2 separate regions of the Homo sapiens genome follow, and region 2 is linked to region 1. A link is a contact called in ENCODE Hi-C or POLR2A ChIA-PET data. All regions are on one chromosome and are shown on one strand. Each heading gives the region's core, a stretch centred on a gene start or an enhancer-like site at or near the end of the contact. The rest is flanking DNA. Distances are from core to core; before and after follow the strand shown. Region 1 holds the start of ITPKB-IT1 (ITPKB intronic transcript 1). Region 2 holds the start of LYST (lysosomal trafficking regulator).

What was found. Hi-C counts contacts between places; a loop is a spot of excess contacts on that map. ChIA-PET counts read pairs that join two places held with the same protein, here RNA polymerase II (POLR2A). Pooled maps may share reads with other maps.
Region 2: a loop to region 1 is called in a map of natural killer cell, with 29 times the contacts of the local background. The contact joins the promoter of LYST here to the promoter of ITPKB-IT1 in region 1. A Hi-C loop is called at or near these places in 1 of 168 maps with a recorded cell type or tissue (natural killer cell) and 2 of 50 pooled maps. POLR2A ChIA-PET finds 5 or more read pairs at or near these places in 1 of 52 experiments (activated CD4-positive, alpha-beta T cell).

What each region holds. Positions count from the first base shown.
Region 1 is chr1:226,670,453-226,678,350 of GRCh38, reverse strand. ITPKB-IT1 (ITPKB intronic transcript 1) reads left to right here and starts at 3,283. Exons shown (of 2, transcript NR_103784.1): 1 at 3,283-3,434. The region is part of intron 2 of ITPKB (inositol-trisphosphate 3-kinase B); the gene reads left to right. RefSeq lists a silencer at 2,152-2,301.
Region 2 is chr1:235,863,317-235,871,214 of GRCh38, reverse strand. LYST (lysosomal trafficking regulator) reads left to right here and starts at 4,309. Exons shown (of 53, transcript NM_000081.4): 1 at 4,309-4,372. It also overlaps the pseudogene RNU5E-2P. RefSeq lists silencers at 3,842-4,141, 4,192-4,611 and enhancers at 4,732-4,831, 5,202-5,251.

The DNA.
Region 1 (7,898 bases), core at 2,034-4,533:
GGTCACTGTGGCTCCTTTGCCCTCTCCTAAGTTTGCATGGCAGCCAGTTTTCATTTTGTGTCGTTTTATTTTCCATAGGCCACATTTATCATATTTAATAACCAAATGTTATTTGGTTATTGGTTATTTTGTAAAATTCTTCACATGAATAACATTAGAAAAATAGTCTTTGTTAGCGTCCATGTCCTGGTTTGGTATTTGGACAAATTGTGGAGGTGTGGCCAGAGAGTATATTCTGGAGTTGGACAAATCTATCCAAATCTAGACTCTACTATTGACTGGCAACATGTCTTTCTTTTTTTTAATTCCTTCGTTTCATGGTTTTCAATGTATTCAAGTAATGCCTGTACAAGCTTGATATAGCACGTTAAATAATGCACGCGAAATACCTGTACAAGTGAAATAATACAAGATGCATGAAGGTGAAGCTCCTCGTCTCCTCCTTCAGTCCTGTCCCTCTCAATCAGCATTAGCCACGTTCTCCAGGGCAGCCTGCTGAGCCTCCACATGGTTGTTTTCCTGCCTATAACAGGAGGCGAACGCCCTGTGATGTATGTAATGGGTGCTCTTTCAGTGGTAGTCATTGTTATGAGGAGGGAACACATGTGCATTAGGGCTGCAGTAAGTTGCATTTTTGCCATGGGAAGAGAAATTCTCCACCTTTCCCGTCAGTTTCTCTTTGCTTCTCCATCTTGCAGCCTCTGGCACAGCCCAGAGTCCAGTGGTATCCGGCAGAAGCAGTGCTGTGCAGCTCTGAGCTGGGCCCTTAAGGGGAAGAGGGAGTACCTCCAGCAATATTCAGGGTGGATGTGGGTTCCAGGGCTTCTGATCCTGGGGCTGGGCTTGTCTGAGATTCACAGGAGGTTAGAGAACTAAGGAGGAAGGGGAGAAGGCTTTAACCCACCCCTCTGCTGTCTCTCTCTGGAGGAAACCTCAGGCAGCTCTGTGTACTTCCCCCTCTGCACACACACCTCTTCCTGCCTTCTCTACCCTGACACCAAGGTCTCTCCCCAGCCCTGGTGGCATCGTGCCTGGGTTGCTAATAATAGAGAAGGGTGAATCTGCCAGGCAGTGAATCAGAAGGCTGTCCCAGCTCTGTTCTTCTGCCCTGATCCTGGCAAATTCTTGTGGGCTGATTCGGTAAATATCCTTGTGAGCAGAATAAGTCTTTGTGTGTTCTGGAAACTCCTGCTGTCCCTGGGGGTAACACCCTCTTGGAAGGATGATGGGGATGCCTTTGGCCTCAAGATCTTAGGACGGCGTTTCAAATTGCTCCAGGCTTCCAAGCTAGCCTGGGCTCTGGGAGGAGGGTTTGCAGGTTTGGAGAAGGAGCTGCTTCCCAGGTGCTCAGGGGATGGAAGTGAGAATAGGGAGGGTGTGGAGGGTACAAAGAGACTGTTTAGTTCTTGCGTAAAAGACAACACAATATGGTCCTTCCAGTTCTTTTTAGAGCTCAAAAGGTGAAATAAGAATAAAGAACAGCGATCTGCAGTTTTCCTATTATCCAAAAGCCTACTACCCAATTCAGTGGATTGTTTTGGCAACTTGCTTGGATAAACTTATTTAGAAATTATTTCAGAATTCCTCCAGGCAGTTACCCTACGTCCTTTTTAAGTCAAGGTGTGGTATAAGTCCATTAACGAATTAAAATACTTCCAGATTTCTGTGTTATTCTCAAGGCACTTTTGCTAGATAACAATACCTCACACTTGGACGGTGTTTTGTGGTTTGCAAAGCACTTTCACATCTGTTTTCTCACTTGGTTGCCATAATAACCCTGGGAGCCGGGAAGGGCATGTCTTGTTATTATCCCTATTTTGCAGATGAGGAAGCCAAGGTTTTTAGAAGGTTGGGTGGCCTAGTCAAGGTCACACCGGTAGGGGAATTGGGGGGATGGAGGAAACTAGAGCTGTTTTTCCTTAACCATCTTGCCTCTCACTGAGATGAAACAGCAGGATGGTTCCTGGGACCCAGGATCCCTTTGAACGCTTGGATTAAAATAATTTATGAGTTCTTTGTGAGTGTGTGTGGACCTGCTGGTAGTGGCTTTTCTTCATTAGAATTTGCATGCAAGATTGACACTAAGATGGCTGACTTTCACCATCCCAAACCAACCCTGTTTTTGCACCGTGCTGTAGTGGTATGAATTACCTTGCAGGTAATTGTGGCTTAGGTGATGGTACACAAAAGGCATCATACAGCAGCCAGATGTTCATTTTACTAAATGGAAAATATGACTCAGAACACGGGCCAATCTGAGCCTCCAAGCAGGCAAATTAGCCATTGAGGATGAAGTCTTCACCTCTGGAGAGGAGAGAATGTGGGAGCACAGAGCCCAGAGTCAAATGATTTGGTTGAGATCCCCCCACTTTGGTTATTTAGACTTGCTTATACTCCTCTGACCAGACTATGGGATCTTCTACAGAAATTCTACAGAAGTGTGGGCAGAATTACAAGTAAGGTGGGTTGAGGAAGTGCACAGGTGGAAGTGTAGCCGAGAGGATGCGTTTGAGGAGCAAGAGGCTGGGACTCAAGAAGGCTTTATGCAGACTCGAATCTTACATTGATAACAAGCATTTGCGTAGCACATACGAGTTTCATCCTATGAAGGATTCCATAGGATTCTCACAGCAGCCCAAGGATGTGAGCAGAGCAGTAAACAATATCCCTGTTTTATAGAGGAAGTAGAAATCGAGAAGCAGGAAGGTTGGGTAATTTGCCCAAAGTTCCACCACTAGTAAATCGCAGAACTGGGACTAAAGCCCAGGTCTTCTGACCCTCACTGGGCCCAGCGTTCTTTCCAATATGTCATCCTGCCATTTTCCCCTTCCTTCCTCCTCCCCACAGCTCCTTGCAAGTTCAGCCTGCTGGAGGTAAGGGAAGTGATCATGAGAGTTTTTCCAGTGCTGAGACGTTCTGGAAAAAACATGGACCTGTATCTGTGTCCTGATCTGTGCTTCGTGATTGGACTGTCTTGACACTCGTCTCAGGACTCTGGGGAGTGCTTGTGCAAGTGTTTCCCAGTGTGGCCGGCTTCTTGAACGCTGCTAATGGAAAGTTGTAAGAGTTCTATTTTCCTGTTTCAAGCGAGCGTTTCCCCCTTGGGGTTATAGCAACCACTTCCTCCTCAGCACCCGGTGGGTCGTGGTAAACACCAGTTACAGCAGAGTATCCCCTTCTGACAACCTCATTGGTTCCTTTTTTTTTTTTTTTTTTTTTTTTTGCCTGTAAGCACATACACACAGAGTTCTGAAGGCTAGGTCTCCTTTCCTTCTGGTTTAGAGTTTTCAGAGTACCCTGCTGTGGCCTTGGAAACAGAAAACCCACACAGAGGTCAAACGCAGTTCTCGTGGAGTCACCTTGTCATCCTGCTTTGTTTTGGAAGGAACTGGGTCGGAGGCAGCACAGTAGGACTACAGCATCTTTAACCCTTGGTAGGATGGCTGGATCCGCTGAACGCTTGTGGGTAAACAGGAAGCTCACAGCCTCAGTGGATCATTAAGGGTGATACAGAATAGACACGAAAATCTTAAGTGGGATGGGAGCAGAGCAGGACTTGGTGGGTAGATAGTGAGGAAAAGGAGGCAAATAGGGATGGTGAAGAAATCGAAAGGGAATGGGGGATACAAGGAAAGGGTCAGGAAAGGGTGAGTAAAAGGTTTAAAGAGAGGTGCTAATTTTAGATACTTAAAAGTATTTTAAGTATCTAAAACTTGTGGCTGGGTGTGGTGGCTCACTCCTTTAATCCCAGCACTTTGGGAGGCCAAGGCGGGCAGATCACCTGAGGTCAGAAGTTCGAGACCAGCCTGGCCAACATAGTGAAACCCCGTCTCTAACTAAAAATACAAAAATTAGGCCAGGCACAGTGGCTCACGCCTGTAATTCCAGCACTATGGGAGGCTGAGGTGGGTGGATCACGAGGTCAGGAGTTCAAAACTAGCCTGGCCAAGATGGTGAAACCCCATCTCTACTAAAACTACAAAAATCAGCCAAGTGTGGTGGCAGGTGCCTGTAATCCCAGCTACTCGGAGGCTGAGGCAGGAGATTGGTTTGAACCTGGGAGTTGGAGGTTGCAGTGAGCCGAGATGGTGCCACTGCCCTCCAGCCTGGGCAACAGTGAGACTCTGTCTCAAAAAAAAATGTGTATATATAAATACTTAAAAAATATTTGTAATTGCTGGTTTGGGGTTACTAGAATCTCTTCTGAATCTGTCTCAGTTTTTCTTACAGCTTTTAAAATCCATGGAACTCTATCACCAGGAGATGATTGTGGTATGGAGCTGATCACCCCGGAGTTAGTGGGGTGGCAACTGAGATCGGGGGGAAATGGAGCAGTTTGAGGATATATGGGCCGTGAAAACCTCCCAGCTCTGCCCCCAGCCATGCCATGAAAGTCATGGGGAAGAAAGGCCCCCATTTGTGTGTTTGTGTTATTAAATAGAACAGTAACAGAGCAGGTCTCTGAGCCTGCCTGGCAGAAATCTTTCTGTAGCAGGAGTGTCCTGCAACTCTCTGGTGGATTTGCAAAACAGTACAGATAGAAAAACTTAAATGGGAAACAAGCTTGTCTTGTCCTACTTTGTGGAGATAGATAATAAAGCCGAAAGGCCAAGAAGTGTAAATATATAGCATATATCTAATGTATATGGTATATGTACATATCAATCTATAGCTATGCAATATCTACACTATTTATCTATGTTTATACGATGACTCTAGGCTTCAGAAGACCTGTCAAAGATTTCCATACATCTAGAGAATTTAGAAGGATCCCTTTATAGGTGAGAGTTGAGACTTTTTGGCTGCAGGTTGGGATTTGGTGGACTAGTTCCTGGTACCACCACCTAGTTGCCGTGATTATCTTTAGACTAACCAAGGCCCTTGTGTTAGCCTTCCGTAAATCATCCCCACCCCTAAGCAAGACAGCACCTATACCTTCACAGTTTCTCCAGTTCATCCCTGTTTTATTTTATTTATTGTTTTTTGAGACAGGGTCATGCTCTGTCACCCAGGCTGGAGTGCAGTGGCACGAACATGGCAGCCTCTACCCCTGTGTTCAAGCAATCCTCCTGCCTCAGCCTCCCGAGTAGCTGGGACCACAGGTGCGCGCCACCACACCTGGCTAATTTTTGTGTTTTTTATAGAGACAAGGGGTCTCACCATGTTGCCCAGGCTGGTCTTGAACTCCTGGCCTCAAGCAGTCCTCCTGCCTCAGCCTCCCAAAGTGTTGGGATTACAGGCATGAGCTACTGCATCCGGCCCATCCCTGTTTAAATGGGAATATCCAGAAGATTGTCCTTGTCATACACTCGGTGCATTTTAGAGTGTCTTCACCACTTGTCAGAAACAGGATTCTGGTTGGGAAGGGCCATCATTCACAGTGTGGCAGGTTTTTGCTTTGTTAATTACTGGAATTGGGGTACAGAAGCCAAATGCAGGTTCTCCACCTGGGACCTTCTTCCTGTTTGTCTGCCCACTTCACACCTGTCTTAGCAGCTGCAGCCTGAAATAGTGAGATGGCTACATTGCCTGATCAAATCTGGGATTTATGTAGTGATAACACCTCCCAGGAGATAGATTTCTTCGCCCTACCCCAGTGCTTCCCACACATGCCCATGGACCAGCTCTTTATCTCTGGCATGAAGATTCCTCCCACTTCCCTGTTGCTGAGATCCTTAGGCCTTTAGAGGGCAATTCTTTCAGCAGGGATTGCAGCTCCAGGTTAGAGTGGGAGTGAGAAGAAGCCATATGCCTCACACCGAAAGACAGCCGTGGTCTTGTCGACCTAATATCTGAGCCAAGGTGGAGGACAGCTGCCCAGGACACACTTCCAAGTTGCCTTGGGGAGTGCTCTGTTTGGCCTTTGTTACAAGCAGGTTTTCAAAGGCAAAAGGAACAAGGAAGTGGGCTGATACAAAGTTGTTTGACAGGAATCCTCCCTGGTTTACAGAGATAACATTGGATAGTGATTGCTCTACACTGTTGAACTATGGAGTACGAGTGATGGTGTCAAGCATATGTCATTTTATGGCTACTTAGCATCAGTTAGTCTTGAGCCCACATAGCAAGTGGCTTCAAGAGGTGATTATTTAGCTCAGGCGGGGAGTGAGACGTGATCGCTGTCACACGCTGTCACATTTCGGTGCCTCTCTGGGTTTGATAATTAAAGGGGGCTTGGATTCTCAGATAAAAAATTTTTATTTCTCAGTCTAAAATGGAGAGTTTTAAAAAAATCCATCTTCCTCTCTCACTTGGACAATTACAGCAGCTTCAAAATGGATCTTTCTTGTTTTCACCCTTTCTCGCCTGCTTTCTGTTCCCCAGGTGTACACACAGAAGCAGCGTGAGCCTTTTAGAACATAAGCCAGACTATGACACTCCTCACTCAAAACCCTCCAGCAGCTTCCTATCTCACTGACATAAAATCCGAAGTCCTAAGAACAGCCTAAAAAACTCTGCAAGAACTGACCTCATATGTGATATATTCTCCTCTTTGTTTACTCTGTTCCAGCCACTTTGCTGTTCCTGCTGGCCTTTGAAGCTGCCCACACACCTGTCTCAAAGCCTGTGCACTTGACCGCTCCCTCTGTCTGCAGTGCCATACCCTCTGCCTGTGTATGGCTCAGCCCCTCACTTCCTGCAGAAAGACCATGGCCAACTAAGCCAGCACACCCCTCTCCCCGCCTCCCTGGGGTTCTCCCTTTTCCCCTACCTGGCTTTATTTATCTTCAGGATGCTCATAGCTGCCTGATGCAATATGTCTTTATTTGTTTATCATCTGCCTGTCCCCACTTAGAATGTAAGCTGCTTTAAGGATAGGGACTTCGTTGTGTTCACTGCTAAATCACCTGCGGCTAGAACAGTGGCACATCTGTAAATATTTGTCCAACAGTGAATGCATGTGTGCATGCATGCGTGAATCCATTAGCAACAGCATTTATTGGGTTCTTTTACTTGGCATCACATTTGTAGCAAGGAGTACAAAGATGGATTCCACGGTCCCTGCCCTCAGGGGCTCACTCCTTTGATCTGTTCTTTGTGGAAGGGTTTCCCACATCAGTCTCTTTTCTGATCCTGTTCTTACCCATGTTGTTTGAATATTGGGAAGGCGCCTCCACCCTAGGAGTCTAGCTGCTGTCTGTCATCCGAATGGTCCTCCACTAATGTTCCTGGGCTTCTAGAGATCCTTGGGGTCTTCACGGAGCAGTCAACCCATTCAGGGAACAGTTTTCAGTCCTGAGCTCACAGAACCTACAGGAAGAAAGCCCTATTTCTCCCTTAGCTGAAGGGACATTTTGGAGAGTGCTGTGTTCTCAGATCAAATATAGGAAGGAGCACTGAAGGTGTAAGATATGGTAGCAGTTTCTTTATGTTACTTGTTTATTTGGTGTTCTGTATATTTTTTACATTGTAAAAGCAAACTAACCAGGCTACAGAAATTTCGAAAATAAAAAGAATAGGTATCATCATAACCCTACGATCATAATGATGAAACAGCTTGATTCTATGCATTATTAATTAATTGGTTAATTTGTATTCTACCTTATTCAAAAGATTTGTGGATACTTACAAATATGCATGTAGTGCAATAGAATATAATAACTGAGAAATGAGAGCAAAGGGTTAAATCGTTGATCAAAGCCAGTATAAAGTTAATGTGCAGAAATGCGTATTAGTACAACTACTCTTATAAATTGGTATATTTCTTCTTAGCCTAAGTCTGTATATTTTCCGTAGCTAATTCTGCTCCCTGCCCCTTAATCTTATAGCAACATTTTCCACGTTTCTTTCTTAACCCTGATAGTTAAGGACTGAACGATCCATCCCAAGGATGTGCCTCTAATTTGTTTAATCATCCTCTGTTGTTGGAAGTTGGGCTATTTTCACTACTATTGTTA
Region 2 (7,898 bases), core at 3,060-5,559, 9.2 Mb before region 1:
AATCTGATAACTTTTGCAAAATGAAATGGATGTTGGTAACAACTTAATGAAGACATTAATTATGAATTGACCTCTTCAATAAAGTTTCAAGGTGGCTACCAAGACGCACAATTGTAAAAGATGTATATGCATCCTAATAAGGTAAAGCACTTCAAAATTAAAGTGACACTCAAAATTAAATTGATGCAGGTCTTTAGTCAAATGCATAATTTTATTCATCTGTATAATTCTGACCTTCTTACTATTGCTGAAATCGCAGTCTTGTATTCCTCTACCACTTCACAAATCCATTTCTGTTCCCATGCATTGCAGTAGGCATTAAGATTGTCCAGCTCCAAAATTATGGTCAACTTACTGTTTGGATATTTATTTGAATTTTCAACAAAATTTTCTTAATTTAACTATTTATCCAAATATTTACTGAGTGCCTACTAAGTGCCAGGCACTGTTCTGGTCCTTGGGATACATCAGAAATAGAACAAAGATTGTGGCCCTTGTGGAGCCCATAGTCTAAACAGGGGTGACAATGAAAATAAACATAAGAAATAGACAAATTATGTAGTATGTTAGAAGCTGATGGGTGCTATGAAAGAGATGATGTTTAGAGTTACAGGTTACACTGTGATAAAAGAAACACTTCAGCCAAATTAAATTTAAAGTTTAATTGAGCACAAAACAATTCGTGAATCAGGCAGCCTTCTGAGCCAAGGTAGGCTCAGAGACTCCCGCGCAGCCACACGGTGGGAGATTTATGGACAGCAAAAGGAAAGTGACATACAGAAAATGGAAGTGAGGTACAGAAACAACTGGGTTGGTTGCAGCTCAGCGTTTGCTTTATTAGAACACAGTTCAAACAGTTGGCTACATTTGATTGGCCAAAACTCAGGGATTGACACAGGTGTGGGCTATGGCCTGTTTACACCTTCATTTGTTATAGCTCATGATGTACAGAAAAACCTTTAGGCTGAACTTAAAATATGCAAGGAGGCAGCTTTAGGCTAAACTTGATTTAACAACTGTGTCAACTCTCACCAATGCCACCCACCTCCCCACACCCCCCAAGAAGGGACAGAGAACATACATGTTTTTTAATACTATTGTTTTAGGGAACATTTGTGAGATGAGGTCCATTCATGTGTGGGGTCCAGGGCAGAGGCCCCTCTTGCCTAGTTTAAGGGCAGTATTAAGGGTAGACCTCATTGAGAGGTGAAATTTGAGCAAAGACGTGGAGGAGATAAAGGAGTTAACAACTGCAGCCATGTGGAGAAAACAAATTTCAAGCAGAGGGGCCGGCCAGTCAGTGCAAAGCCCTTAAAGCAGGACTGTATCTGGCATGTTTGGTAAACAGTAAAGAAGCAGGTATGTAGGTAGTGATGGGAGAGTAGAAAGAGACGAAGTTTTGAGGAGCCAGATGGTGTTAGAGCTCTGTAGGCCAATTGTAAGGACTTTGGCTTTTATCTGAGAGAAGCGGAGAGCCAATGCAGATTTTTGAGCAGAGATGTGACATGATTTGATTTATATATCCATTTAGTCACAAATAATTTTTAAAGGTGTTTTGGAGAATAATTAAATGTGAAATTATGCACATTTACGTTGACTGTGTTGTTTTAAGCTGGGATGTTACAATCTCATTGAAGATTATAATTCTGGAGTCAAATTAGCTGAAGACTTTCCTGCTTAAAAAGTTTTCCAGCATGTGATACATGCGTAAGTAGAGCTTTTTTAATTATTATTTTTTTTTTTGAGACGGAGTCTCGCTCTTTCACCCGGGCCAGACTGTAGTGGCGCTATCTCAGCTCACTGCAAGCTCCGCCTCCCGGGTTCACGCTATTCTCCTGCCTCAGCCTCTCGATTAGCTGAGACTACAGGCGTCCGCCACCGCGCCCGGCTAATTTTTTGTATTTTTAGTAGAGACGGGGTTTCACCGTGTTAGCCAGGATGGTCTCCATCTCCTGACCTCGTGATCTGCCCGCCTCGGCCTCCCAAAGTGCTGGGATTACAGGCGTGAGCCACTGCGCCCGGCCAAGTAGAGCTTTCTTCTATATACCTATTACTTTACTTTTTTCTTCTTTTTCATGTTCTTCACTACACATTTTGTGTGTGTTCCTAGGAAATCTTTTAAACTAAGTTTTATTTGATATGTATATTTAGTATCGATGTTCTAAGATACTATTGAATAAAATACATACTGCAGTAGCTTAGTTAAAATACTGGAACCGAGGCCAGGAGCGGTGTCTCATGCCTGTAATCCCAGCACTTTGGGAGGTAGAGGTGGGTGGATCACCTGAGGTCAGGAGTTCGAGACCAGCCTGACCAACATGATGAAACTCTGTCTCTACTAAAAATACAAAATTAGCCGGGCATGGTAGCACATTCCTGTAATCCCAGCTACTTGGGAGGCTGAGGCAGGAGAATCACTTGAACCCGGGAGGCGGAGGTTGCAGTGAGCCGAGACTGTGCCACTGCACTCCAGTCAGGGAAAAAGAGTGAAGCTGCATCTTGAAAATAAAATAAAATAAAAAACACTGGTACCGAAAAAAATAATAGTCACAAATGGCATTACTTTGTGCCTTTTACAAACAAATAATACTTTGAGGGCCAATTGTATACCATTATCATCTAAAGTCTGTCTCATTTTCTTTGCTTTAATGAAATCATGATAATCTATTATTTTCTACTCAAGGTTAACAGAAACTGGCTTGTTACTTAATATTTCTTTGACTTCTTTTGTCCATTAAAAAAGGGGGGTGTTTTTAAGATTAGTGGGTGAAAGTTGATGTATAAATAAGAGTAGACACAGCTTTAGGTAAAATGACGAAACAGGTTAAGTTTGGCTTCCTCTTTTTGTTTCAGTTCAGGCCCATGCACCTAGCACAATACTTAGCGCATTGTAGGTGCTCATTATATACTGCTTAAATGAGTGATAAGTTCCCTGAGACATTTATTTCCTGCACTTGTTAGGGTTCAGTGAGCCGATATCCGGCCACTGCCCTCCAGCCTGGGCGACAGAGCGAGAATCTGTCTCAAAAAAAAAAAGATAAAAAATAAAAATAAAAGACTACCTGCCAGAGGAAGTGGGCAATCTTCGCCTAAAGATATGAACTGCTAATGGTTAAACATCAGACGTCAGAGAAGACATATTTTAAAGTGGGGAATTTTCCCCAAGAGCACCCTCTAAACCACATCAGTGGGCAACTTAACGCACTTTGCTTGTCATTGGGTTAGATGGGAGTTTGAGGAATTGGGAGTAACATTTGGTATATAGGCTTGGGACATAATATCCTGAATTATTTCTATTTCATAATTCCTGTGCAAAAAATTATGGGAGTTGTTGATTCTACAGCAATTCCTGTCAATTTGTAGATTATCTGCTTATTAATAGTTTGTATTGTTTGGCAGAACTTGAAAACTACCGAACGATTACAGTTCAGGCTTTTTCCCAGTACCTCTGGCGTTGCTGTCTCAGTGACTAGGAGGTGAGGAGGGTGGCCCTTGAAATGCCAAACTGCCTACCGCAGCAGTCTGCCAGCAGCGTGCTGGGCCCAGAGCCGGGGATGCAGCCAAAACATCCTGGATTTTACCTACAGCTCCCACCCTCTGGAGGGACTGGTCTATTAGGGCATATGACACTGACAGTGCGCACTGTATACAAACCGTGTTTGAACAGGAGTCGGTTGGAAAATACACCACTGCACTGAATTACTTCTGCAGTGGCTTTGCAAAGCTCTTTTTGTTTCTTGAAAGAAGCCGACGGTAACCATTACAATATGGCTTTTTCCAGGTCCCAGAGGAAGGCTAGGGGTGCCTTGTGGGTAACCCTTTCTCCCTCTCCTGACTCCTTCCCGTTATTTCTTCTATCTTCATCCTCTAGACCTACACAATGGGACAGGTTGACAGTCTGTGTTGAATGGAAGAGGCGGACGATGCGCTTGTGTTTGGTGCTTCTCAAACGGTGCTCGCACTCCCCAGGGTCTGACGCAGCCCACTACGCAGAGCCCTGGGAGGAGGTGCGGACCCAGGGTACGACCCCCGACCGCTGAGAAACCCAGACCGGGCCCCGGCTGCAGCCCCGCGGGTCGGCCCGCCCCCCTGCCTTCCCTATTGGCTCGGCAGTTCCACGCGTCACGCCTGCGACGCCGGCGCTGCCCTCCCAGAGGAGGCGGGGCTTACACGCGCGAGGCGGAGCCAAGGGCGCACGCGCAGACGAGCGGGTCTGGGTCCGGACGAGGGGAGGGAGGGGGTGGTGTTCTCGGTTTCCTGGGTTACCTGGGCGGGCGGGGGTGGGGAGTGCGCGGCGGCGGCGGCAGCGGCGTCGGCTCGGGGTTCTCCGGGAGAGGGGGAGTGCGCGGCGGCCGCAGCTGCCACAAACCAGGTAAAGGCGGCCGCCGGGCGCCGACGCTGCCGGCAGAAGGTTCCGGGTCCCGGCCCCTCTGCGTGGCCTGGAGGGGAGGCGGTTTGGGGCTGGTGGCTGTCAGCCTGGGTTGAGGGCCGGGACCGCCGGGCTGAGGGCGCGAGGGCGCGAGGGCACTCGGCCTGACGCGCCAGCTCGGGGCGTCCTCTCTGGCTTCTGGGCTCTGGGACTTCTCGCGGCGCCGGGCCGCCTTTGACAGCCGCCGGGCCGCGGGCGGGAGCTCGGCTGGGCCCCTCTGGGCCATTGCAGCGGCCACTGGGCACTAACTTTATTTCGCAGCGCGCGGGGGGCGAGGTCGAGCAGGCTGACGGCGGTGTGTTGCTACCTTTATTTTATTTTTTGATCCTGTGCCGCTGCACTACTCAGCCCAGCTGGGCCCAAGCTGTCAGGTTGACGATGGGAGTTGACGGTTTCCGCGCCACCACCCAGCCGGTCACTCCCCGCGCTGTTGCCCTGCGGCGCTCGCCCACCTGTCACCTACACCGTGCGCCTCGGTCCGCTCTTTCCTCCTGTCCGTGACACCCTTTGACTGGGCGAGAGCCTCTCTTTCCAGGGGATCCCCTGAGACATCTGCCGTCTGTCTCCGGTATCACTGGAGCCTGACTGAGATGCCCCTTCGCTTCTGATGAGTTAAATAAGCTGGGAAATTACCCGAGAAGACCCCGGTACCACAGTGTAAAGCCCAACGAAGGGGTTGTTTAATGGTCCAGGGGATACAGAGGCTTTAAGAAACGTTTCCTTAACGCTAATTCTTATCTGGTTAAACAAAACATAGCAAAACATCCCCGATCCGCTCGGCAGACCATACACACCCAGCGACGGCACTTGATAGTTAATGGGGTTTGTTTTAAGCAGATAGAAAATTTTAAGGGAGTCGAATCTTGTGTTGAATGCGTTCGTGTTGAATTTGGGCCAGTGTTTCCTTGAAGATCAAATGCAGGTTGCATTTTCCTATTGTTTGTTTAACAGATTGATAGGACAAACTGAATTAGACTTTTCTTCCTGATGATTCTTGGCTCTTCTGCGCTATTATTTTAAAATTCCACGCCTAGATTCATCTATGCTAATAAAGATGTTGACTTTAAGCTTTCAATTTATAGATGTAGTTGATTAATATGGGGTATCTGTTTTAAAGAGCTTTGTTAAGTGGCCAACAACTCTTTTTCTGATAGCTCTTTGCTGTCATCCATATTGTTACTACAAAGATTGGAGAATTTGAAGAAGAGAGGGCATAAGGAAAAATGAATTGCTGTAATTTGCATAAAAATACTTCACAAACTATATAATTATATATATGTATTTAGTAAATATTTATTGAGCACCTACTGCGTGTCAGATACTTTTCTAAGAAAACATAAATATCTGCTCCTTCATGGAGCTTATATTCTAGTGGGGACCTCAGATAATAAACAAATAAAATATGTGCTGTGTCAGATGGTGTTAAGTACTACAGAGAAAAAGCACGGAAGAGGGAGGGCAGGGAAGAGGGAGGGCAGGGAACCGGGAGAGGTTTGCAATTTTAACTAGAGGCAGCCAGGGAAAGCTTCCTAGAAAAGATATCATTTGAGCCAAGACCAGAAGTAAGTGAGGGGTAATCCATGTACCTCTCTGAGGGAAGGATGTGCTAGCAGAGAGGAAGGCAGAAGGGCTTGCAGAAGCCCTGTGTGCTGGGCTTGTTTGAGGACAGCAGAGAGGCTGATTTGGCTGTGGTGGAAAAAGCAAAGAGGAGTAGAAATAAAGTCAAAGAGGTGAGTGTGGTGGGAGATTAGACTGTATAAGGCCTTGTAGGCCCTTTTAAGGACTTGAGTTTCTACTCTCAGTGGAAAGGGGAGTCCACTCTTTGAGTAAAGAACCTTACCTTTTATTTTTAGTTTTGAGTCAGGATCTCACTTTGTCTCCCAGGCTGGAGTGCAGTGGCATGATCACAACCTACTGCAGCCTCGACTTCCCAGGCTCAGGTGATCCTCTCACCTCAGCCTCTGAAGTAATTGGGACTTCAGGCACACATCACCCACCATGCTTGGCTAATTTTTTGTAAAGATGGGGTTTCGCCATTGTTGCCCAGGCTGGTCTCAAACTCCTGGGCTCAAGCGATCCATCCACCTTGGCGTGTCAACATTCTGCGATTGTAGGCGTGAGCCACTGCGCTCGGCCCCAGGCTTGCCTTTTAAAAATGATCATTCTGGGCGCTGGATGGAGAATAGACTTTGTTGTAGGGGAAGGGTTGAGCAGGAGCAGAAGCTGGGATACCAATCCGGAACTGTTGCCCTAATCCAGGCCAGAGATAATGTAGCTTGGACCAGAGTGGAATTGGTGGAGGTGGTGAGAGGTCATTGATTTCAGGATAAATTGAGGGTAGAGATGTAAAAGACACCAAAATTTAGTTCCGAACAAGTAGAAAGATGGGGTACTTGTTTACTGAGATTAGGTTTACGAGAGGAGTAGGTTTGGTGGGGAGAAGGGTGGGAGTTGGTTAGAAGACAATAAAATTAGACATTCACGTTTTTAAAGAAAAAAATATTCAATGATACTTGTTTAAGAATGGTAAGTAAGGCTTTATTCAGAACCATCTCAATAGGTATAGAGACCTCTGCAGTGGGGCCCTGCAGTAGGGGAGGGAGACTGGGCTCAACTCCGAATACAGCATGAGAAAATGGGAATTTATAGCCAAGCAGCAGTGTGGGGATCGTGGATGGAAAATTGCTAAAAGGAAACATCAGGGATAAGGGGGATTCTGGCTAAGCCGACCTAACGGGATTCTTGCTGAAGACAGGCCAGGGCGATCAGACATTACCTGGGGAATGGTGGAGGATGAGGAACCTGATCAGATATTTAGGATGATTAGATATCCAGGATGTTATGCTAAACAGACTTAGCAGGGTTCTTTGCTAATACTGGATTTTACAAGGAAGTGCACAGATGGGCCTCACAGAAAATTCAAAAGCCTGAGTAAGTTTGGCCAAGCAAAGAATTTTTGTCAAAGCTGAGATTATTAGTAGTAAACACAAGTGACTTTGTTTTGAAGACACTTTTTACGTTACCTTGACTATACCAGGGGGTTAAAAATTTCACCCATAAACTGCCAGCTTTGATTTCATGATTATTTTCTTCTTAATTCTTTTGGACCAACCTAGTCATTCTTTTCCCAATTGTAGTTTTATTTTTGTTTGATTGCACTCACATAGTGTGTTTGTTAGCTTCGGTTGTAGAGAGAGCCATATAGTCTGGAATTTCAGAGTACCTTTTTGGTCTGTTGCTGTATTTAACTTGAACACCTTCATCTGATTAATCTTTTCCTGAATTATCTGGTTGCCGGCTTAAGTTCAACATTTTTTTTTTTTTTAGACAGAGTCATTCTCTGGTTTCTCTTCAAATTGTATAAATCTTTCGCCTTTTACTAAAGATTTCCGTGGAGACAGAGTCTCGCTCTGTCACCCAGGCTGGAGTGTAGAGGCGAGATCTTGGTTCACTGCAACCTCCACCTCCC